4 separate regions of the Homo sapiens genome follow, and regions 1, 3 and 4 are each linked to region 2. Evidence: chromatin loops called from intact Hi-C (ENCODE). Cell type or tissue: PC-3. All regions are shown on one strand. Links, peaks and the distances in the headings refer to the core of each region. The heading gives the core; the rest is flanking DNA.

Region 1 (5,930 bases), core at 391-5,390, 160 kb before region 2:
GCCCCTTCCTTTCATTCTGGTGGAGCTTGAGATTAAAAAGAAAAAAACTAAAACTAAAAAATAAAAATAAATTTAAAAAAAAAGCTCCTTCCTAGCCTAAGAACTCAGAGCACAGATACCAGATTTCTCTTCTGCCCATGGCTCCAACAGAAGGAGGCAACTGGTGTTACTGACATTTTTTAGAAAGGGAAAATGAGATCCTGAGAGAGAGCAGGACATTCTGGTGGCAGAACTGCAGTGACTTTGTTTAGAGATGACTGAGATAGGACATAAAATTGCTTTCAGATATGAATAGGTCTATCATGTGGAAAAAGTTGTTCTGCATGATGTTCAAGTAGGGCTTAGGTCAATAGGTAAAACAGACAGGAACATAAATTTCATTTTAAAATAGGAAGAAGGCTTTCAAACAAAGCTGGTCATGAGATAGCTCAGAGCTGAGCTTTGCTGTCTTCTGTAATCAGTGCCCTTGGCCAGGCTGTCTGGTACAATTTTTTTCTCCCAATTCCTTATGTGAGCCTTATCTTTCTTATGGGTATCTAAAAAGTTCTCTTGTATATAGATTTTTTAAAGCCACTTCATTGAGGTATAATTTGCATACCATAATACCCATCTATTTTAAGTGTACAGCTCAATGCTTTTTGGTAAATTTACCAAGTTTTAAAGCCATCACCAGCCAAGCGTGGTGGCTCACACCTGTAATCCCAGCACTCTGGGAGGCTAAGGTGGATGGATCACATGAGGTCGGGAGTTCGAGACCAGCCTGACCAACATGGAGAAACCCCATCTCTACTAAAAATACAAAATTAGCTGGGCGTGGTGGCGCATGCCTGTAATCCCAGCTACTCAGGAGGCTGAGGCAGGAGAATCACTTGAACCCGGGAGGCAGGGGTTGCGGTGAGCCAAGATTGTGCCATTGCACTCCAGCCTGGGCCACGGGCGAAACTCCGTCTCAAAAAAAAATAAAAATAAAATAAAGCCATCGCCATCATCCAGTGTTAGAATATTTTCATCACATCGGTGAGATCCCTCATGTCTATTGATAGTCATTTCCCATTCTCACCCTCAGCCCAGGCAACCGTGCATCTACTTTGTTTCTATTCTGCCTTTTCTGGACATTTGTTTTACAATATGTGGTTTTGTGTGTCTGGCTTCTCTCACTTACCATAATGTTTTTGAGATGTATCCATGTGTTAGAGTGTATTCGTTTATGATTTCTCTTTATTGCTGAATAATATTCTTTCGTATGGATATACCAAATTATATTAATACATGGATATTTTATTATAAAATGTCTCCCACTCATTTTGGAAGTAAATGAGTATAAATGACATAAAAGTGCACAGATATGCTTACTCTTCAAATTTTCTTCCCCATCCCTGGATAGTCTCAGGTTTTGTCAAGGATGGAATAAGCAGGTTGCAAGCAATAGACTACAGACGTTCTTGGTAATCTTCAGGGTTTTGTCCAAACCAGAGATCCTGAAATTCTATACCCAAGATCTGACTCGACCTCCTCGAGGCTAGAGCTACATCTAATCTTTATGATCTGGCATTTTTCACCTCATACAAATATAAGCAGGAGGAGGGTTTTCTTTAAAGCTAAACCACTGGAAGGTGTGGATACAACGGGTTCTTTGATGGGTCCACCCTACAAATACTGAGCCAGTGACTTAATAAAAAGCCCCATGTATGGAGAGGACATAATGAGCAGGAGATACCATCTTTATCCAAAATTGGTAGGTACTGCCCCAGCTGAAAAGAATAATCATAGCACCAACATTTTTCCACCACTTTTTACGTACTAGGCACTGAGGCTTAGAGAAGTTAAGGAACTTGCCCAAAGTCTCAGCAAGAAGATGGTGGAGCCAGGATGAAGGCCCAAATTACAACCTCAGAGCCTATTTGTGACCCTTTACTACTTCAGTGCTGCAGTACCTACACATCCAGATAATCCACTCGCTCCAAGAAACGCTGGTCAAGATGGGCTCCAGATTCAGTGAAATATCAGTTTATTTCAACAGAAATTTTGATTTTTCTGTTTTGTGCCAGTTCAATCGTTACAGAAAATAAAAGGTTCAGATTCCAATTTGAATTTGCTTTACTAGGGAGCTTTTGAAGGAAGTAAACTTGGCTTTTTTTCACAGTTACAGAAAAACATTTTGGATTGGGTTCATGACTCAGCACGAGTCCAATTCATTCCAGTTTTAGTTCAACAATAGTTCAGTTCAAGTAGCTAGGTCAGCAAGCTCCAGAGAAGTGGGCGTGGCTTCCCTTACCCGCCAGGAGTGACTAACACCAGCCGCGAGGAGAGAGCCAAGACGGCTGCACAGGATGCATGGGCCACCCAGGCTTAGGGCTTTCAGTAAGGACTGGGGCTTGCTGGTGCCTCTCTTCTCCCTTCACTTGTCACCAGCGCCCTTGGTTCCATCACATACCCCACAGAGGGGATACCCAGCCAAGTCCGAACCTGCCAGGTCTCCAAACAATAGATGTCACATGGGGGAAAGCAGAGTCAGCCTCCCATATTCTCCCCAGGGAAACAAGCTTCCCTTGTTTTCCCAGATGTCAAATGTTTGGGTTGTAGGATTATTTAAATGTTATTCTTGAGTGAGTCAGGAGCTAGAGGGAGGACTGGACTGTGTCCCTAGAGTCTGTCCTTCCAGGAAATGCCAGTGTTTGACTTTCACCTGTCACTGACCACTGACCTTTGTTTCCAGAGCCATCTAGGGCAGAAAAAAACCATGGGCATGGAAACTGCCATCTGATGACTTCAGAACTAATACATTTGCCTATTAATCCCTAAAACATATTTTAAGTGATCTCCTATATTCTCTAGTGTTTAGGAAAAAATGATTTTCCCTTTAGACCTGGAATTCATGAATCCCTAGCAGGCCCAAAGTTAAGCTTCATCAATGTTATGAGTATTCTAAAATTGTGCAATAAACGTTACCAGATTCTCAAAGAGACTTTTGATCCCAAACACATGAAAAACTACTTTTAAAAACTATATACTACTAGCCTACCAAGAGGCTACTGTCATTCTAGGTTACCTATTCTGCATTTTGTACTATAACAAATATCTTCTTTCATATACACAATGTACTTCCAAGTCCCAGACCAGCCCGTTCTAGTAAAATTCAAAAATGTAGGTATTTCCGAAGAGCATCTTGTAAAAGGTCCTGACCTAGGAAAGTTAACCACTGCACATCCTTCCTAAGAGACAAGACATAATTTTAGGATAACTTTACAGATGGAGACTTTATAGATTAGCCCCAAGCAACCCACTTCTCAGACAATCCGCTTCTCAAGCAACCCACTTCTCAAACAGCCCACTTCTCAACTTTTAAGGCTGTGTGTCTTTCCCACCCTGACCTACCTCAATTCCCTCCTAAGTCAGAGAATCCCTGGGCTTTGTATCTGGAAGGAACCTTAAAGAACCTTAAAGGATTCTTAAACTGGGCTCTTCCATGCCCCAAGCTGCTCGGGAGCCACTGCAGGGGTAAGAGGAAGGGGTCAGAAGGACAGTGTTCTGGGTCCTCACCCCAGCTCCCACTTAGAGCAGTCTGTTTTCATCTAACTTTTATAGTAGATATTGGCATAAGATTTCATTTTTTAAAATTCCACCAGGAAAATAAAAATAACAAAAAAAAACCACACATTGATTTACGACAGCCTTTCTATTTATAAGCTGAAAACAGAACAAAAGAAAAAAAAATGCAACACAAAGAAAATGAGTTACTTGCCTAAGGGTACGTAGTTCAGGGCTCTGTCATGACCGCCCTGGGCCTCTATGGCACTGCTCATTCCCTTTCAGAAGATGGCTGGGGCAGCCAATCCAGCAGAAGGCAGCTCCAGTGCCCTTGGAAGTGCTGGCACCTGGCACCTTTCCCACAAAGTACACACCTGGTCTCACCTTATCAACATAGTTGGCGATCTCTATGAGCTTGTGTTTGGTGGCGTCCTGGTCTCGTCGATTCTTCTGAAACTAAATGGGACAAGCAGAACCATGTGAGATCCCAGAACCTCTCACAGGATGCTTCCTGCGCCCCATTACTTGTCTTTGAATTTGCTCTTATTTTCTTCTGTCTTCTATGAGCCATCATTTTTATGCAATTGTCTTCCCCACCACAGTAAGAGCTTTGGAGGGTAGGACCTGTCAACATCCATCTTCATATCCACAGCTACTAGCTCAGCGCAGCACACACAGTAGGCATGCAATAATTATGCACGGAGTAGAATTGCCTTCCTCTAACCCTTGAAGCACATCTTATTCTCCTGTCCTTCGAATTACATGGCCTCTGGCAAACTCCCACTGGGGCTTAGGAGGACTGATCCAATCCTCACCGTGGTCATCACCCCAACATGAAGCCACCATTACACAGATCTCACGAGGCTTCCCTACATGTGGTCAATCAACAATCATCGAATTGCTGCTGAATGCCTGCTATGGGCAAGGCATTGTGCTTAGCACTATGTAGGACACAAAGAAGTGTGAGATCTTGGTTCTAGCCTAGAGGAGCTTCAATTAAAACAGAGAGGGCCAGAAATAACTGTGGCAGATGCTGAGTGACAGACCCTGTACTTAAGGAGTATAGAACTGAAATGGTTGAGAAAACCTGCCGGGAAAACGTGCACAGAAATAACCACAGTGGGAGGTCATGTGAATGACATGAGTGCCAACGAGGAGGACCATAAGACACTGGCAAATAGGCTTCATCTTGCACACCACTCAGATCCACTGGCAGTGCCTTCTACAGTGAGAAGAATGAGAAGAATTATGAGACTGCATCGATTCAATCACATTTCTTTCTTTTTTTTTTTTTTTTGAGACAGAGTCTCGCTCTTGTTGCCCAGGCTGGAGTGCAGTGGCGTGATCTCGGCTTACAACCTCCGCCTCCCGGGTTCAAGCGATTCTCCTGCCTCAGCCTCCTGAGTAGCTGGGATTACAGGTGCTCGCCACCATGGCCAGCTAATTTTTGTATTTTTAGTAATGATGGGGTTTCACCATGTTGGTCAGGCTTGTCTCAAACTCCTGACCTCAAGTGATCCATCTGCCTTGGCCTCCCAAAGTGCTGGGATTACAGGCGTGAGCCACTGCGCCTGGCCGTAATCAGACATTTCTAACCAAGCACAGGAAAGAAAGCTGTGTTCCATTAGAAATATCTGCCATGGGTACCAGAAAGAGGACATTTTAGTATGAATACCTCCTATTTACCATTCCTGCCTCAAAAAGATAGATCTCTCTGAGCTGCAATGATGAAGGAAAGCTTCACAGTGTAAAGAGAAAACCTGCTACAACTGCAAATTACATTTAAAAATGATGGGCATGTCCTGTACACTGCCATTGTTACACAGAATCTGGGTCCTCTCTAATTTATCTTAGGTACCCACTATACATGTTATTTTGATTCAAAATCTTCACGTCCTTCCTCCACCCCATCCCATGAGAATATCTAAGCAAGAAAGAACAAGAACAGCCAAGTAAAACAACCTGGGGTATTTGTTTGGCCAGAGGTGTGTACCAGCCCTGATACAGGGAAGAAATCCACCATTTCCCTTTCACCACAGCTTGTGGACATTCTTAGGCTTCCTTAAAACTGCCACTCACCAGAAGAGAATCTGTTACCACTGCTTTCTAGAGTTAGATTCAGTGTGACACTGTAACTTAGACCTTTCCAAGGTGTTAATCCAGGAGTTTCTCATTATAGAGGCCTCCTGTTTCTAAATTGGTCTCTCGGCACAGACAGCGTTGCAGCATTTCCATTCATTTAGTAATATTTATTAGAACATCAGGGCCAGATTTCATTGTCTTTCAAAAAAATATTAATCTTCTCTTCAAAGAACTGCCCAATGAGACCACCATAATTTAAGGAGCGAATTCTGTTGTCCAGAGTATTCTGAAGCAGGAGTCAGCAAATCTTTTCTGCAAAG
Region 2 (5,930 bases), core at 675-5,674:
TTAAATATATAAATATTTAAATAAATATAAATAATTATAATTTATAATTTATTTATAATAAATAAATAAAAATAAAACTATATGGAGCCCTTAAGTGTTTTAGGTACTTGACATCTATTGTGTATTATTACCCCCATTTAATAGTTCAGGAAACTCAGACCCAAAGAGATGGAGGAACTTCACTAAGATTACACAGTGAGTCACTGCAAAGTTGCAAAACCTGGTCTGACTGACCATCTTGCAGGATATTCCCTTTTTTTTTTTTTTTTTTTTCTTAGATGGAGTCTCACTCTGTCACACAGGCTGGAGTGCAGTGATTTGATCTCGGCTCAAATTTCAAAGCAATGAAATTCCTGAAAGCCACTTAGTTATTGGGAGAGAAGAAGATTAAAAGAAAGAAAAATTAGTGAGTGAAGAATGGAGAGGTATTGGATGGGAAGATATTGTGGGAGAAATGGAATCTTGAAACTAAGGAGATTGGCCAAAGGTTTTTGTTTTTTGTTTTTGTTTGTTTGTTTGTTTTTGAGACAGGGTCTCACTCTATCACTCAAGCTGGAGCACAGTGGAAAAATCATGGCTCGCTGTATTCTTGACTTCCTGGGCACAAGCGATCCTCCCACCTCCACCTCAGCCTCCAGAGTAGCTGGGACCACAGGAACATGCCACCATGCCTGGCTAATTTTTGTATTTTTGTAGAGATAGGGTCTGGCTATGTTGCCCAAGCTGGTCTCAAACTCCTGGGCTCAAGAGATCCTCCCCTCTCAGCCTCCCAAAGTGCTGGGATTGGTGTGAGCCACTATGCCCAGATGAAAGATTCTTTAGTCCAGTAGACACACACACACACACACACACACACACACACACACACACACACACACACCTCAGTTCAAATGAAATCTCAGCTGGGATCCCATTCAGGTCATCAAAATCGTTAGCATATTAACATTTATTGAGCACTCATGTGCCAGGTATAAGGCCCAGCTCTTTTCAAACATGATCTCATTGAATCCTCCCAACAGCAGAATAGGTAATTTTATTAGCCCCATTTTATGGATGAGGTTTTTTGTTTTGTTTTGAGATGAAGTCTGGCTCTGGCGCCCAGGCTGGAGTGCAGTGGCACAATCTCAGCTAACTGCAACCTCCACCTCCTGGGTTCAAGCGATTCTCCCGCCTCAGCCTCCTAAATAGTTGGGATTACAGGCATGCACCACTACACCTGGCTAATTTTTGTGTTTTCAGTAGGGACGGGGTTTCATCATGTTGGCCAGGCTGGTCTCCAACTTCTGACCTCAGGTAATCCACCTGCCTTGGCCTCCCAAAGTGCTGGGATTACAGGCATGAGCCACCATGCCTGGCCAAGGTCAACTCTTTAACATCAAAGCTGGACTCCAACCCAGGTGTCTCTTCCACTAGGTATCTGAAGAACTTGTCACCCACTCTGGGATGGATAGGCCATTAGGGAGAGTCAGGCTGGGTTAGGGAGATGTGGATGAGGGAGAGGCTCACCCAAGAAGTGGAGGGATGGGACGTAGGAGTCCTGACTGCTGCCCCAGACTCCTATGAAATAAAGAGATGAGCTCAGCTTGTCACTGGAAAATCTCTGTGGAGTATTCATTGTGCCTGAAGTTCTATGATGGTGGCAGTGGACAGATGAAAAGTACTATCTCTTAAAGAGATTAAGTATGTTTGAACACAACTTCATTTCTTGTTGAAAATACATTTCATTTCCCCTCCCTTCATTCCCCCACCAAATGCATTGTACTGCTTTGGAGTACTTGGAAAAACCAGTTTAAAAACCTTGAGGCTGGGTATGGTGGTTCATGCCTGTAATCCCAGCACTTTGGGAGGCCAAGGCGGACGGAATCACCTGCGGTCAGGAATTTGAGAACAGCCTGGCCAACATGGTGAAACCCTGTCTCTTCTAAAAATACAAAAATTAGCCGGATGTGGTGGCAGGCCCCTGTAATCCCAGCTACTTTACTCTGGAGGCTGAGGCAGGAGAACCACTTGAACCCAGGTCGCAGAGGCTGCAGTGACCTGATATCATGCCACTGCCCTCCAGCCTGGGCGACAGAGCGAGACTCCATCTCAGAATACATACATACATACATACATACACACACACACACACACACACACACATACAAACCTTGCTGGATGCACAGTAGACTTTGTTCCTTCCCTCTACAACATTTCTCCATGACCTGGAACAAAAAGAAGGGAACTTCTGTTTACTGAGCACCTATGACCTGCAAGGCATTTTATATCTTACCTCATTCATTCCCCACAACAACACTTGTCAGGCATCACGCCTATCTTACAGGCAAGAAAACCAAGGCACAGAGAGGTGGAGGAACTTAATGTCAGATGTGAACCAGGCCATACGATGCACAGGGCGTGCTCTTCCCATGCCAGGCTGCCGCCCCAGTGATTCTCAGCTTCATTATGAGCACAGAGTTTATTTCAGCCATTATTGGCCAAAGGAACTGCTCTGTGAGGGATGCCCATGTTTGGAGCCTTCGTTTATGGTCCCTGGCCACTGACTCTTCTCCTACGGCTGTAGCTGTTGAGGACAGTGGTTGATAACATGTCAAGAAGGAAGCCTGGGATGAAGACTTATTCCCCACACTGCAGGTCCTAGCTCCAGGCTGTCAGGCAGGGGCAGTGATTTCAGAATGTGAAGGATTCAGAATTTGGTGGGTCCAGAGGATCCTGCCAAAGGGTTAGCCAGCTGGAATCAGAGGGGTAACTTGTCAGGGAGCAGGGGGAGGTAGGTAGCTGCTGAAGTTGCTGCTAAGAGTGATCCCAAAGTTCTGACATATCTGTCTCATCCATCCATCCATTCATCCATTCACTCACCAATCCATCCATCCATCCACTCATCCATCCATCCACTCATCCATCCAACCACTCATCCATCCGTCCATCCATCCATCCATCCATCCACTCACCTATCTATGTGGCCCTTGAACACACAATCAGAACATAAAGGTGGAAGAATGGGTTTTCTTCTTTGCTGTGACACCTCTGGCTTTTCCTGATCAGTGATGGGGACCTGCAGACTGGGAGTGCTTCAGCTCTGGTTCACTCTGATCTTGGGCAAGTTACCTCTCCACTCTGAGAGGTTGGGGAGGTGGAAGAAACCATATAGCTGTCTTGTGCAGATCGCCCCTCCTATTTCATCGATGGGTGACTGAGCCTGGGAGTAGGAAGGTGACTTGCCAAGGTCAGGTAAGGAATTAGTGGTAGATTTGGTACTGGATCCCAGGATCCTGCTGCTCATTTGTAAAGTGAGAATGGGAATCCCGGCTTTCCTCACTTCCCAGGATTGTAGAGAGGACCCCATGAGATAAATGGTGGGAAAGCATTTTGACAGGTGAGGTCACAAGGCCAAAAGGTGCCAAATGTGCACCTGGGGCCCTGGCTGCTAGACTAGGGCAGATCCCACAGAGACCAAAAGGGGTCAGCAGAGGCTTGTGCTTAAATGCTCAGCTAGGATCTGCTGCAAGGCACAATGCCTGGGTGCTGGGATTGGGGAGGGAAGCAAAGTCATTTAATTTTTTGAGACAGAGTCTTACTCTGTAGTCCAGGCTAGAGTGCAGTGGCACTATCTCGGCTCACTGCAACCTCTGCCTCCTGGATTCAAGTGATTCTCCTGCCTCTGCCTCCTGAGTAGCTGGGATTGTAGGCAGGCACCACCACACTCGGCTAATTTTTGTAGAGATGGGGTTTCACCATTTTGGCCAGGCTGGTCTTAAACTCCTGACCTCTAGTGATCTGCTCTCCCCGATCTCCCAAAGAGTTGGGATTATAGGTGTGAGCCACCGCGCCCATCAATTTTATTTATTTATTTATTTATTTATTTATTTATTTATTTATTTATCTGAGACAAAGTATTTCTCTGTCGCCCAGGCTGGAAGTGCAGTGGCACAATCTTGGCTCACTGCAACCTCCGCCTCCCGGGTTCGACTGATTCTCGTGCCTCAGCCTCCCTAGTGGCTGGCATTACCGGTGGGCGCTACCACGCCTGACTAATTTTTTTATTTTTAGTATAAACGGGGTTTCATTATGCTGACCAGGTTGGTCTCGAAAACTCCTGACCTCAAGTGATCCGCCCGCCTTAGCCTCACAAAGTGCAGGGATTACAGGCATGAGCCACGGCACCCAGCCTGGCCATTTTTCTGTAGAATTCCAGGAACAGGCTGAGTGGGGATGGGGGTGGTTCTGAGGCTACTAAAGAGAAGAGCCAAAGATTGTATAGGTAAATTCTACCTGCCAACGCCCTAGACTCAAATGCATCAGGCTCACCCCAGGAAGGGCAGCTAGGGCTGCCTTGTTCTAGAGACTATATGAAGGGCAAGGAAAAAGCCTCCTGAACCCAGGTGGAAGCCTAAATGCTAAGGGATGTTCTGGATCCTCATCATCAGATAATCCAGAGAGAAGTGAACTGATGGCCCCTCAAACCAGTGAGTAATGGGAATAAAGGAATGTGCTGTTCATCACAGCAACTAAAAGTCTGCAGGAGAGACAATGCTCTTGAGGGTAAGGGTAGTGATAGGAGGAGGGTCAGTCATTTTCATGCTAGTTAAGAAATATTTATCAGGCACTGTATTAGGTGTTGGAGATACTGAAATGTACAAGACAGTCATGGCCCCTTTTTTCAGAGCTCAAAGTCTAGTGGGGGAAACAGACATTAAATAGGCAATTACAGGCAGACAGAGCTTAAAAAGAGGATAACAGTGGCTACCTTAAAAGGATGTTGTGAAATTTAATGAGATAATCCAGGTAAAGAGTTTTATCAGGGCTTGGCACAGAGTAAGCCCTCTAAAAATGATAACTATTTTTCTTGCTTTGGATAGGGAAGTTAAAATGAAGGGCTCTGTGGAAGTGAAGTGTGAAGAGAGATCTATTCCAGGTCGGAGGCTAGGGAGTCCCAAGACCGCCTGAAGAAATCACAAGAAATCTGAAGAACTTTTAGCTTGAGGGAGAGGGAGGGGAGAAAAAAATAGCAACTCGTTAGCAGTTCAGTTTCACCACTTTACAGCCTATGAAGTCTTTGGCTTCCCTCATCTGGTTCGATCTTCAAACCTAACCAGACCGGCATCTAGAGTTAATATTTCCATTTTACACAAGAGGGAAGTGAGACCCAGTGGGAAAAATGACTTGTTCAGAGTCATAAAGCAAAGTCCGGAAGCAAGTCTTTCTGGTCCATTATGTGTGGGAAAAGTAAACAAAAACCGCGGGGCGTTACCGAAATATTAGGTTATAAACGTGGAACAAAGTCTAAGAGTTAACGAGAGCGAGGCACCACTTATAGGGGTGGGCCAGGTAGGTTTCCCGGGGGAGCTGGCATTGGAATAGGCTTCTTCGCCTGCTCGGTGTCAAGACCCCGCAGGAGATGGCGGATTCATTCAGGAAGCAGCCGCTCCGGGAAGCCTTAGCCAAGGGTCTTCCGGAAAGACACCAGTCTTGATCCTGGAGCCTCAATCCCCGCTGACCCAGCACTTTGGTTTCCATAGCAATTGTCTCGTCGCAGAAAGGAATCGCCTGTGCTGGGTCTTCAGACCTCAGCTCCATGCCGCTGAGCAGCCCCACCCTGGCTCAACCCGTTACCCGCCCCGCCAGCAGGCCGGGGTCACTGCAGTCCCCACGTCGAAGCGGAAAAGGTCTGCTCAGCTCACCGCACCCCACTTCTTCCAGACCCGTCCGTCTTCACAGCAACGCGCCGGGTCTCACCACGGCGGATGCCGAGGGACAATATTACCGCGTCCGTGGCCGCCGGACTCTGCACGCATGTCCAACAGCCCCCGTCCCCTTCCCCGCAGCCAATATGTGTCTCCCAGGCAACGCGCCGCGCTCGGTTCAGGGCTCCGCCCAGGGACTCACTCCGCGTCAGCGCGCGCCCACCTAGGTGGGCTGGCAACCAGCCA
Region 3 (5,930 bases), core at 655-5,654, 61 kb before region 2:
TCACTGCAACCTCTGTCTCCTGGGTTCAAGCGATTCTCCTGCCTCAGCCTCCCGGGTAGCTGGAATTATAGGCATCTGCCACCAGGCCTGGCTAATTTTTTGTATTTTTAGTAGGGACGGGGTTTCACCATGTTGGCCAGGCTGGTCAAGAGCTCCTGACCTGAGGTGATCCACCTGCCTCGGCCTCCCAAAAGTGCTGAGATTACAGGCGTGAGGCCTACATGGATCCCTTTTCATTCAACAGACAAGCAGACAATTAAGATAATATTCTAAAAAGGCCTTAGAGTTCCAGATTAAGGAACCTTGGGACCAGGCTGACTTAGGCTAAATTCCACTCTCTCCCCCATGTCACAGGTAAGATCCATGCCTTGGAAGTTAGGTAGTTTTTGCCTTGAACATCTTCAGTAATCAGCTTGAATTTTCTAAATGCAACTTCATCATTCTGCAAATCAGCAAGACTCACTTCAAACACACGACCCTTCAGACTACCAGGTGCAATTTTGGTTCCCTGGGTCCTGGTGACCAGTGTCTTTCCAGTATTTCTTCTACTGAACATAGCATGCTTTCACATCGTACCAATCTTTCTTAGAAAATGGATCAACCAGCCAGGGGTGGTGGCTCACACCTGTAATCCTAGCACTTTGGGAGGCCGAGGCAGGTGGATCACCTGAGGTCAGGAGTTCAAGACCAGCCTGGCCAAGATGGTGAAACCCCGTCTCTACTAAAAATAGAAAAATTAGACTGGGCGCAGTGACTTAAGCCTGTAATCCCAGCATTTTGGGAGGCCATGGCGGGTGAATCACCTGAGGTCAGGAATTTGAGACCAGGCTGGCCAACATGGTGAAACCCCCGTCTCTACTAAAGATACAAAAACTTAGCCGTGTGTGGTGGCACACGCCTGTAATCCCAGCTACTTGGGAGGCAGAGGCAGGATAATTGCTTGAACCTGGGAGGCAGAGGTTGCAGTGAGCCGAGATCGTGCCATTGCACTCTAGCCTGAGCAACAGAGTGAGACGCTATCTCAAAAAAAAAAAAAAAAAAAATTAGCCAGGCATGGTAGCAGGCACCTGTAATCCCAGCTACTCAGGAGGCTGAGGCATGAGAATTGCTTGAACTCGGGAGGCGGAGGTTGCAGTGAGCTGAGATCACACCATTGTATTCCAGCCAGGGGGATAGAGCAAGACTGTCTCAAAAAAAAGAAAAAAGAAAAAAAGAAAATGGATCAGCCACTTCTTGGCTCCCTTTTTGCTGTCTTTCGTAAGGTACTTGTTCTTGCCAACCACCATGTTGCTGCTCAGAATGATCTTTTCAATAAACGGTACTGAAAGAACTGGACAGCCATATGAAAAAAATGAACTTCGACCTTTAGCTCACATCATACACAAAAATTAATTTGAAATAAATAATAGAGACAAAAGTTGTGAACATAAATACATTCAAAAGCTGTTGGAACCCCCAAAGCACTTTTTTTTTCTGGCAAAGTCCCACCTCAGCCTCCGAGTAGCTGGGACTATAGGTGCGCACCACCACACCTGGCTAATTTTTGTATTTTTTTGTAGAGACAGGGTTTCGCCATGTTGCCCAGGCTGGTCTTGAGTTCCTGAGCACAAGCAATCAGCCCACCTTGGCTTTCCAGCATGCTGGGATTATAGGTATGTGCCACCACACCTGGCTTCCAAAAAGACTTTAAACCTTGAGAGAGAACTGGTGATCTGAGTCACTTAGCATGTAGTTGCAACTTCTGCTTCTTAGATTATAGATCAACTCTCTTTTCTCATTGTTCTTGTGCTATAAATGACTGGGAGAGACCAGAGACCAGATGTCCTCCCCTTCTAATCACTGACCTTTGTTATAGATTGTCTCCTGCATTATTCTGTACCTAACTCAAACCAGATGGCGCAAAAGACCTCATGACTGTTTCATCTTCAGTATGGAATGTTCAGTATATCTTTCCTGAAAGAAAAAGATGACCTTCACCAATCAGACCATTGTAATTATGCATTAAGCCTTACATAAGGCCGGGCATGGTGGCTCACAGCAGGAATCCTAGCACTTTGGGAAACCAAGGTGGGATAATCACTGGAGCCCAGGAGTTTAAGGCCAGCCTGGGCAACACGGCGAAGCCCTGTGTCTATAAAAAATTGACTGGGTATGATGGCACACACCTGCAGTCCCAGCTACTCAGCAGACTGAGGTGGGAGGATCACCTGATCTCAGGAGGTCGAGCCTGTAGTGAACGCTGATGGTGCCACTGCATTCCAGCCTAGGTTGCAGAATGAAAGTCTGTCTCAGGAAAAAAAAAAAAAAAAAGCCTTGTATAAAAAAAGTTAAAATTCTGATTTTTTCTCCTAAACTTTGTCTATGTAAACCACCCCAAACTTCTGCACTTCAGAGCACAACAGTACAATTCCATCTTTCAAATTTGTGCTTCCTGGGTGGCTGTCCTCAAGCTTTGTGCTCAAAAAAACTCTACATTTAATCATATTTTCTAAATTTTATTATTTTAGGTTGACAAAGTAAAGGCTAAAACTATAAAACTTCTAGAAAAAAAATAGGAGAAAATGTTCACAAACTACAGTCTTATGGTAGACAAAGATTTCCTGGACAGGACACAAAAGTATAAACCATAAGAGAGAGAAAAAAAAGATAAATTAGACTTCATTAAAATTTAAAAATTGCCTGTACTTTGAAAGGTACTATTAAGAAACTGAAAAGGCAGGCCACAGTCTGGAAGAAAATATTTGCAATGCAAATATTAGATAAAGGACTTGTACCCAACATACATAAAGAACTCTTAAAATTCAATGAAAGAAGGCAACTCACAAAAAAAAAAAAAAAAAAAGAAGAAGAAGATTTGAACAAACCCTTCAAAAAAGATGATATATAAATGGCCAGCAAATACATGAAAAATGTTCAACATTATTAGTTATCACGGAATTGTAAAGTAAGGCCACTGTGAGATATCACTTAGAAGAATATTCAGCTTTAGAAAACAGTTTGGCAGTTTATTTATCCCTTACCCTATGACCCAGCAATTCAACTCCTAGGTATTTACTAGCCTGAGAGAAATGAATCACCTAAGCCCTTTATTTAGCTTCTCACAAGTTCACTGATTCACTCTGTGACACTGGCCAGGTTCTTCCCATCTCTGGCCCTGTTTTCCATCTGTGGAAAGCAGATGTATGGGTTGGGCTAGGTCAGGGATGGCAAACGACGTTTGTCTTCAGTACAAACTCCTTATCACTGCCAGGGACTGCCCAGACTACCTCTGTGATGAGAAGGAATGTCTGATAGAAATTGAGAGCTCTGTGACCCACTAACAATGTCTGCTAGAGACATGAGAATGACCCAGAAAGGCCACATACTTCCTATATGCTATATGCCCACAAAAAGATTTGTGCATGAATGTGCATAGCAACTGTATTCATAGCAATCGAAAACTGGCAATAACTCAAATTCCAGATAGATTGTGGTACATCCACACAATAGTTTATTACCCAGTAATATGAAAACTATTAATATATGCAACAACATTGATGATTCCTTTCTTTATATTGAGTGAAGGAAACCAGAAACAACTCTATGAGTCAACGTATGTGAAACTGCCGGAAAAGGCAAAACTAAGCTATACTGACAGGAAGATCTGTGGTTGCCTGGGGCTGGGGTGAGAGAGGGGACTGGCTGGAGGTGGCAGGAGACTTCTGAGGGAATGGAAATGTTCTAAATTTTGATTGGGGCAGGTGCAGACGTTTGTCAACATTCACCAAGTTGTGGCGGGGGGCAGTGGTTCATGCCTGTAATCCCAGCACTTTGGGAGGCTGAGATGGGCAGATCACTTCAGATCAGTAGTTCGAGACCAGCCTGGCCAACATGGCGAGACCCCGTTTCCACTAAAAATACAAAAATTAGCTGGGTCGGTGGTGGGCACTTGTAGTCCCAGCTACTTGGGAGGCTGGGGCAGGAGAATCTCTTGAACCCTAGAGACGGAGGTTGCAGTGAGCCGAGATTGAGCCACTGCACTCCAGCCTGGGTGACCGAGTGAGACTGTCTCAAAAAAAAAAAAAAAAAAATTATCAAGTTGTATGTGCACTTAAAATGGAGATATATTAATATATGTCGATTGTACCTCAAAAAATGATTTTTACAGAAGTAGCTTTGAAACGTAATGAACTGTTCCACAAGCACGTGGCAGGAAGAGGGCCTGCTACCAGGTATGCTGTGGGAGAAACATGGAAGTGAGAAAGGACAGGGCACCTTCAGAAACACATTAGTTTGTAAAATCGCTCTCAGCTTTGCGAAGACCTTTCAGGCGCGCTCGGAGAGGCTGGCCAATTGCTTCTCAGATCCCCTATTAGAAATTTGACCACGGGCCTAACGGGAACAGGGCTGCCACGGAGCATGGAGAGAGGGCCTGGAGCCCAGGACAGATCATTGCTGACTTGGTTCTGAGTTCTCCATAAAAAACCTCATGGCCTTTCTCCTCCTCCAGACTCACGTGCCCCACCTCACTTCCTTAAGAATCTAGGCTCACAGCACGCAGGCAGGCAGCCATCAACCCCGAGCCCCCTTCCCCTTCTCCTTCGGGGAGAAAGCACTAGATGGAATAAGTCCCGTCAGTCCCAGCGTTCAGACATTCTCCTAAGTACTGTTCTTTTAAAAAGCTGGAAAGTTGGGTTAAGGAGTTTGGGGCTATTATTAGTGCCAAACACTATAAAAAGGAAATGCCACTGATAATCTTAGATGGCTGTATTTTCATACGGGGATAATTCAAGCTTCCTTCTTAGAGTTCTCAGTCATAAGAAACCCTTCATTAAAATACTCCCTCGGGCCATAGCCTCAAACCTAGCATTGCTCAAATCCTTTGGGACTATTCAAGTCAGGACTGACCGGGAGAACTCAGCTGGCATTTTTTAGCCCATTTTTATGGCTGCCTCCTTCTGAGTTTCTCGTGTTGTTCTACCAGAGGAAAATAACGAATGATTCAACCTATGCACAAATATTTATTTGCACTGCTTACATGGAGGCGGCATAGCAAAGGGCCTTAGGGGGCAGGCTCTTGTCAGGCTTAGCTGAGCTCTGTCCCTGTGTGGCATCAGGTAAGTTGCTCTTCCTTTCTGAGCTTCCCCTACAAAATGAGCTGTCAACCCTAGGAGCTGATGCCTGGTGCCTACCACTTAGTAAACTCTACACGAATATTAATTTGTTATTACTATCACTGTTATGCATTCAGTTACATCCACCATGGATACAGCAAAAATGCCGTTTCACCCTTGAGAATCCTACATTCCACCTTGCTACACAAAGCATACAGACAGGAGAATAAGAGAACAGCAGAAGTGATGATACCCTACCCCGTGATGAAGAAGCTGCTAAAAGGCATCTCCTTTCATCTTTCATACACTGCAGGTCCTGTGCTTTGAGTGTTATTGAGAAGCAATGTGTCAATATGTGTCAAAAGTCCTTAAAATGTGTTTGCCCTTTGACCCAGATTCCCTCTAGAAATTTTCATAAGAAAACAATTACATTTGTGAGCAGAGATTTCTCCTGGATATTACTGAGAGTAACAAAAATTTGGTAACAGTCTGTCTGAATGACTAACAACGGAAGTTAAATACATATTTAGACATTATGATTGATGAACATTTATGCAAAGCAGGTCACAAAACAATATGTGCAGTGTAGGTCCATTTCGAGGGTATGACCTGAAGTACAATTTTTAAATCGATACATAATAATTGTGCATATTTATGGGGTACATATAATTTGATACAGGCTTATAACGTGTGATGATCAAATCTGGGTAATTGGCATATCCATCACCTCAAACATTTATCATTTCTTTGTGTTGGGAACATTTCAAATTTTCTCTTCTAGCTATTTTGAAATATACAATAAATTATTGTTAACTGTAGTCACTCTACTTTACTATT
Region 4 (5,930 bases), core at 329-5,328, 240 kb before region 2:
AAAACAGACATATAGACCAATGGAACAGTACAGAGCCCTCAGAAATAATACCACACATCTACAACCATCTGATCTTTGACAAACCTGACAAAAACAAGAAATGAGGAAAGGATTCCCTATTTAATAAATGGTGCTGGGAAAACTGTCTAGCCATATGCAGAAAGCTGAAACTGGATCCCTTCCTTACACCTTATACAAAAATTAACTCAAGATGGATTAAAGACTTAAACTAAGACCTTAAACCATAAAAACCCTAGAAGAAAACCTAGGCAATACCATTCAGGACATAGGCATGGGCAAGCACTTCATGACTAAAACACCAAAAGCAATGGCAACAAAAGCCAAAATTGACAAATGGGGTCTGATTAAACTAAAGAGCTTCTGCACAGCAAAGAATTACCAGAGTGAACAGACAACTTACAGAATGGGAGAAAATTTTTGCAATCTGCTCATCTGACAAAGGGCTAATATCCAGAATCTACAAAGAACTTAAACAAATTTACAAGAAAAAATCAAAGAACCCCATCACAAAGTGGGCAAAGGATATGAACAGACACTTCTCAAAAGAAGACATTTATGCAGCCAACAGACACATGAAAAAATGCTCATCATCACTGGCCATCAGAGAAATGCAAATCAAAGCCACAATGAGATACCATCTCACACCAGTTAGAATGGTGATCATTAAAAAGTCAGGAAATAACAGGTGCTGGAGAGGATGTGAAGAAATAGGAACACTTTTACACTGTTGGTGGGTTGAACGAACACTTTTACACTGTTAGTTCAACCACTGTGGAAGACAGTGTGGCGATTCCTCAAGGATCTAGAACTAGAAATACTATCTGACCCAGCCATCCTATTACTGGGTATATACCCAAAGGATTATAAATCATGCCACTATGAAGACACATGCACACGTATGTTTATTGTGGCACTATTCACAACAGCAATGACTTGGAACCAACCCAAATGTCCATCAATGATAGACTGGATTAAGAAAATGTGGCCCATATACACCATGGAATACTATGCAGCCATGAAAAAGGATGAGATCATGTCCTTTGTAGGGACATGGATGAAGCTGGAAACCATCATTCTGAGCAAACTATCGCAAGGGCAGAAAACCAAATACCGCATGTTCTCACTCATAGGTGAGAATTATACAATGAGAACACTTGGACACAGGGTGGGGAACATCACGCACCAGGGCCTGTCGTGTTGGTGGGGGTAGGGGGAGGGATAGCATTAGGAGAAATACCTAATGTAAATGATGAGTGAATGGGTGCAGCACACCAACATGGCACATGTATACATATGTAACAAACCTGCACATTGTACACATGTACAGTAGAACTTAAAGTATAATAAAAAAAAGAAAGGCATACATATAGACTCTAATATGATTTGAGAAAAAAATGAAGTCATTACATGACAACTTAAAGCAAAAGGAAGGCAAAGGATCTAATGCTAGAGTGTTTAACACCAGCAAAGGATGGTTTGATAATTTTAGGAAGAGGTTTGGCTTAATTGTCAAGGTAACAGAAGCAGCAGCTTCTGCCAACCAAGAGGCAGCAGACAGGTTCCCAGGTGCCATTAAGAAAATCCCTGGGGAGGATGGGTGTGGTGATTTAAGCCTGTAATCCCAGCACTTTGGGAGGTCAAGGCAGGTGGATCACCTGAGGTCAGGAGCTTGAGACCAGCCTGGCCAACATGGTGAAATGCTGTCTCTACTAAAAATACAAAAATTAGCTGGGCTTGGTGGTGGGCACCAGGAATGCCAGCTACTCGGAAGTCTGAGGCAGGAGAATCGCTTGAACCCAGGGGGCAGAGGTTGCAGTGGGCCGAGATCACACTACTTCACTCCAGCCTGGGCAAAAGAGCGAGCCTCCGTCGAAAAGAAAAGAAAAAAGCAGGAACAAAACCAACCTGGGAAGAAGTGATAGTGTCTGAACAGGTTTTTAAAGCATACAAAAGTGCTCTATTCCGGAAAAAAAAAAAAAAAAAGCCACAGAGGACATTTATTAGTAATGAAGAGAAGCAGGATTTAAGGCAGGAAATGATAAGCCAACTCTACTGTTTTGTGCAAACACAGTCAGGTTTATGATCAGGAATTCCCTTTTCTATAAAGCTGCTAATCCCTGAGGCTTAACAGGAGCAACAACAACAACAACAAAACAAAAAACAAAACAAAAAAAAGAAAACACCAGCTGCCATTCTTTTAGTTGTATAACAAGAAGGCCTAGACAATACAAATACTTTTTCTAGACTGGTTCCATCAATGCTTTGTCCCTGAATTTAGGAAGTACCTTGCCAGTAAAGGACTGCCTTTTAAACTACTTTTTAAAAATCTTTTTTCCCCTTTTTGTGGAGTACAGGGTCTTGCTATGTTGCCCAGGCAGGTATCAAGCTCCTCGGCTCAAGCTATCCTCCCACCTCAGCCTCCCTAAGTGCTGGGATTACAGGCATGAGCCACCATGCCCAGCCCCTTTCAAACTCTTTTGATATTGGACAATGCCCCCGGCACCCAAAACCCCTAAGTTCAACACTGAAAAGTTGGTCTACTTCTCCCCAGACACAACATCTCTAATCCAGTCTCTCTAGATCAGAGGGTCATAAGGACCTTTAATGCTCATTACACATGGTACTCTATGGAAAAGATTGTTGAACTACCAGAGAGAACCCTGCTAGAGAGAACATCAAGAAAGTCGAAGGATTACACCATTCATGATGCCACTGGTGTTACAGAAAAATCTGTTAAAGCCATCAAGCCCCAAATAATAAATTCCTACTGGAGAAAACCATGTCCAAATGTTGTGCATGACTTCACAGGATTTACAACAGAGCCAATCAAGGAAATCATGAAAGAGATTGTGAATATTACACAAAATTTAAGCACCAGTAGATGTCACCCCAGAGCAATTAACAGAAGATGACTGGGAGATGAGTGCTTCAGAACCAGGGCCAGGCAATGAGGAAGAAGACACAACAGTAGCTGCGTCAGAAAAGAAATTGACATTAGACCATCTGGAAGAAGGGTTTTGATTATTCAAGACTGCTTTTTGACTTCTTTTATGACACGGGACCCTTCTATGATACAGTCACTGAAACTAAAGCAAATGGTGGAAGGAGGATTGGTACCATATAGAAACATTTTTAGAGAAATGCAAAAGCAAAAAAAAAAAAGTCAGAAACTACAATGTATTTTTGTAAAGTTACACCAAGTGTGCATGTGTCTCCTACCTCCCCTTCCACCTCCTCCACCTTTCTGCCTCTGCCATCCCTGAGACAGCAAGACTAATCTGTCCTCTTCTTCTTTCTCCTCAACCTACTCAAAATAAAGTTGACAAGAATGAAGACCATTATGATGATCCATTTCCACTTAACAAACAGTAAATGTATTTTCTCTTCTGTATTTTTTAGCTTACTTTAAGAATATAGTATATAATACATATACAAAGTATGTGTTAACAGTTTATGGTACCAGTAATGTTTCTGATCAACAGTAAGGTACTAATAGCTAAGTTTTTTGGGAAGTCAAACTTATATGGAGATTTTTGACTCCACAGATGTCAGCACCTCTAACCCCCACATTTTCAATAGTCAACTGTGTTATTGCAATGTAAGTTTGTAATGCTACATTTTGTTTTCTACATAATTTAAGAGACTAATGCATTTTTAAAACAATTATTAGTTTACATTTTTGGACACAATGTACAAAGATGCATTTTTTTTTAACTTCAATAGCTGAAAGCAGTGGGGATGCAGCTGTAAATGAACAGAACTTGTATGTTATTGAAGTTATTAAAGCTGACATAAATTCAAATTATAGTGTTAAACTTTAGAATGTTCAGTGTAATATTCACAGTAACTGCAGAGAAAATAGTTATGGAATTTACACAAAAGGAGGTAAGGAAATTGAAATATCTCACTATTTAAAAAATTAAATATAAGAGTCAATGCAGAAAAAGACAAAAGAAGTTATAAGGCATATAAAAAACAAACAGCAAATGACAAAAATCCCTCATCAGTAATTACTTTAAATTTAAATGGATTAAACATTTCACTCAAAAGACAGTTTGGCAGAATAGATTTTTAAAAATGATCTAACCATATGCTGTCTATAAGAAACTCACTTTAGAATCCAAAGACATAAATAGGTTGAAAGTGAAAAGATATTTCATGCACATAGCAACCAAGAAGGGCAGGGATGGTAATACCATCAGATAAAACAAACTTTAAATTGGAAGAATCATAAGAGACAAAGAAAGAAAGGTGTTATATATTAATAAAAGATTCAATACAGTAAGAAGACATAACATAATAAACATTTACATACCTAATAACAGCTAATCAAAACATATGAAGCAAAAGGTGGCTGAACTGTATGGAGAAATACATATTTCCACAATGATAGAAACTTCAATATCTCATTCTCAATAATGGACAGAACGACCAGACAGAAGGAAATAGAGGACTTGAACAACACAATAAATCAGCTAGACCTAATAGACATATAGGACACTCTACCAACAAGAGAATATATATTTTTCTCAAGTACACATGGAACATTCTCCTGGATAGACTATAGCTTAGGCCATAAAGTCTCAACTGATTTTTAAAAGTATCATACAAATAATCTTCTCCAATCACAATAGGGTGAAGTTAGAGCTCAAAAACAGAAGGGAAATTGCAAAATTCAAATTCTCTAGAAACACAAAACTTACCAAGACTGAATCACCAAAAAAAAAAAAAAAAAAAAAAAAAAAATCTGAATAGACCTTATAACTTGTAAGGAGATTAAATCACCAACTGAAAACCTCCCAGTTAAGAAAAGCTCTGGACCTGATGGTTTCACAGGTAAATTCCAAACATTTAAAGAATAATTAACACCAATTCTTCTCAAACTTTTATCAGACATTTGAAGAGAAGGGAACATTTCCTAACTCATTCTATGAAGCCAGTATTGGCCTGATATCAGCAGGACAGTTCTCTGGGTGGCCTTGGACTGACAGAGTTCTTCTTTCTTAATTGTAGTTCAAGAATAACTACAGAATGTGCTGGGAGTGTAATATTCTGAGACAGGGAGGAACCGGCCAGAAAAGCCCAGGTCCTGATCCAGTCCCTACCTCCAGAGACAAGATGTCCTTCAACAGTTTTGCTCAGCATGTCACGTCACCCCAGTATGTCACGTCACCCCAAGGAAATCAAACCCAGGGTGGGCTACATGCCAGGTTGCCTCAGCTGCAGTGCAAAAGGAGCACACAAAGATGAGACTCCATGCACCCTGAGCAGCTTTTCTGAACTTTGGAAGACCGGCTCATAATGAATGTTAGTCTTTTGTTGTCCCTTGCTGCTTTTCTGTAAGTAATAAGCCCACTTCATGTAACTTGTATGTGTGTGTTCTGTCTTATCAGACTCAGACAAGCTGGTAACTAGTGCAGTGAACCTGCTTCACAATGCCAAAGCCAGAGAAAGACACCACAAGTAACGTGCAGACCAATCCTCCTTAATAACTTTGATGCAAAAATTCAACAAAATACTATTAGCAGACAGAATTAAGAAGCATTTTTAAACGAGTATGTGCCATGTCTGTATTAATTCATTCTCACATTGCTATAAAGAACTACCTGAGACTGGGTAATTTATGAGGAAAAGAGGTTTAATCAGCTCATGATTCCACAGGCTGTACCGGAAGCATGGCTGGGGAGGCCTCAGGAAACTTTTAGTCATGGTGGAAGAAGAGGAGAAAGGAGGCTCATCTTACATGACCAGAGTGGGAGGAAGAGAGAGAGAGGGAAGGGGGAAGTGTTACACACTTCTTTTTTTTTTTTGAGACAGAGTCTCACTCTGTCACCAGGCTGGAGTGCAATGGTGCGACCTTAGCTCAACTGCAACCTCCACCTCCCGGCTTCAAGTGATTCTCCTGCCTC

The links. A loop is a pair of places that touch in the nucleus more often than their neighbours do. Peaks named below come from ENCODE experiments on the same cell type or tissue, not always from the same donor. Only the 100,000 strongest peaks of a DNase experiment are listed, where the experiment ranks them.
Region 1: it touches region 2 in a loop (4-fold over the local background); 6 of 110 quality-filtered maps call a loop at or near these places.
Region 3: a loop joins it to region 2, with 3 times the contacts of the local background. A loop is called at or near these places in 5 of 110 quality-filtered maps.
Region 4: a loop joins it to region 2, with 20 times the contacts of the local background. A loop is called at or near these places in 6 of 110 quality-filtered maps.

Annotation. Positions count from the first base shown.
Region 1 is chr5:157,509,522-157,515,451 of GRCh38, forward strand. It overlaps ADAM19 (ADAM metallopeptidase domain 19), which reads right to left. Exons shown (of 23, transcript NM_033274.5): 8 at 3,913-3,984. Among named protein-coding and RNA genes, the nearest start is that of NIPAL4, 52 kb to the left of the region's middle. In PC-3, for the core only: no CTCF peak of the experiment used is centred there; a DNase peak (open chromatin) is centred at 2,280; H3K4me3 peaks cover 475 bases; H3K27ac peaks cover 3,386 bases.
Region 2 is chr5:157,665,649-157,671,578 of GRCh38, forward strand. C5orf52 (chromosome 5 open reading frame 52) reads left to right here and starts at 5,885. Exons shown (of 3, transcript NM_001145132.2): 1 at 5,885-5,930. It also overlaps a transcript of SOX30 not described here. RefSeq lists enhancers at 5,550-5,930, 5,573-5,682. In PC-3, for the core only: a CTCF peak has its summit at 3,440 (motif pointing right); DNase peaks (open chromatin) are centred at 3,493 and 5,203; H3K4me3 peaks cover 1,101 bases; H3K27ac peaks cover 3,140 bases.
Region 3 is chr5:157,604,350-157,610,279 of GRCh38, forward strand. No RefSeq gene overlaps it. Among named protein-coding and RNA genes, the nearest start is that of ADAM19, 32 kb to the left of the region's middle. In PC-3, for the core only: a CTCF peak has its summit at 5,085; DNase peaks (open chromatin) are centred at 3,122, 3,622 and 5,002; H3K4me3 peaks cover 809 bases; H3K27ac peaks cover 5,000 bases.
Region 4 is chr5:157,429,095-157,435,024 of GRCh38, forward strand. The region is part of intron 1 of NIPAL4-DT (NIPAL4 divergent transcript); the gene reads right to left. Among named protein-coding and RNA genes, the nearest start is that of NIPAL4-DT, 28 kb to the right of the region's middle. In PC-3, for the core only: a CTCF peak has its summit at 2,907 (motif pointing right); a DNase peak (open chromatin) is centred at 2,927.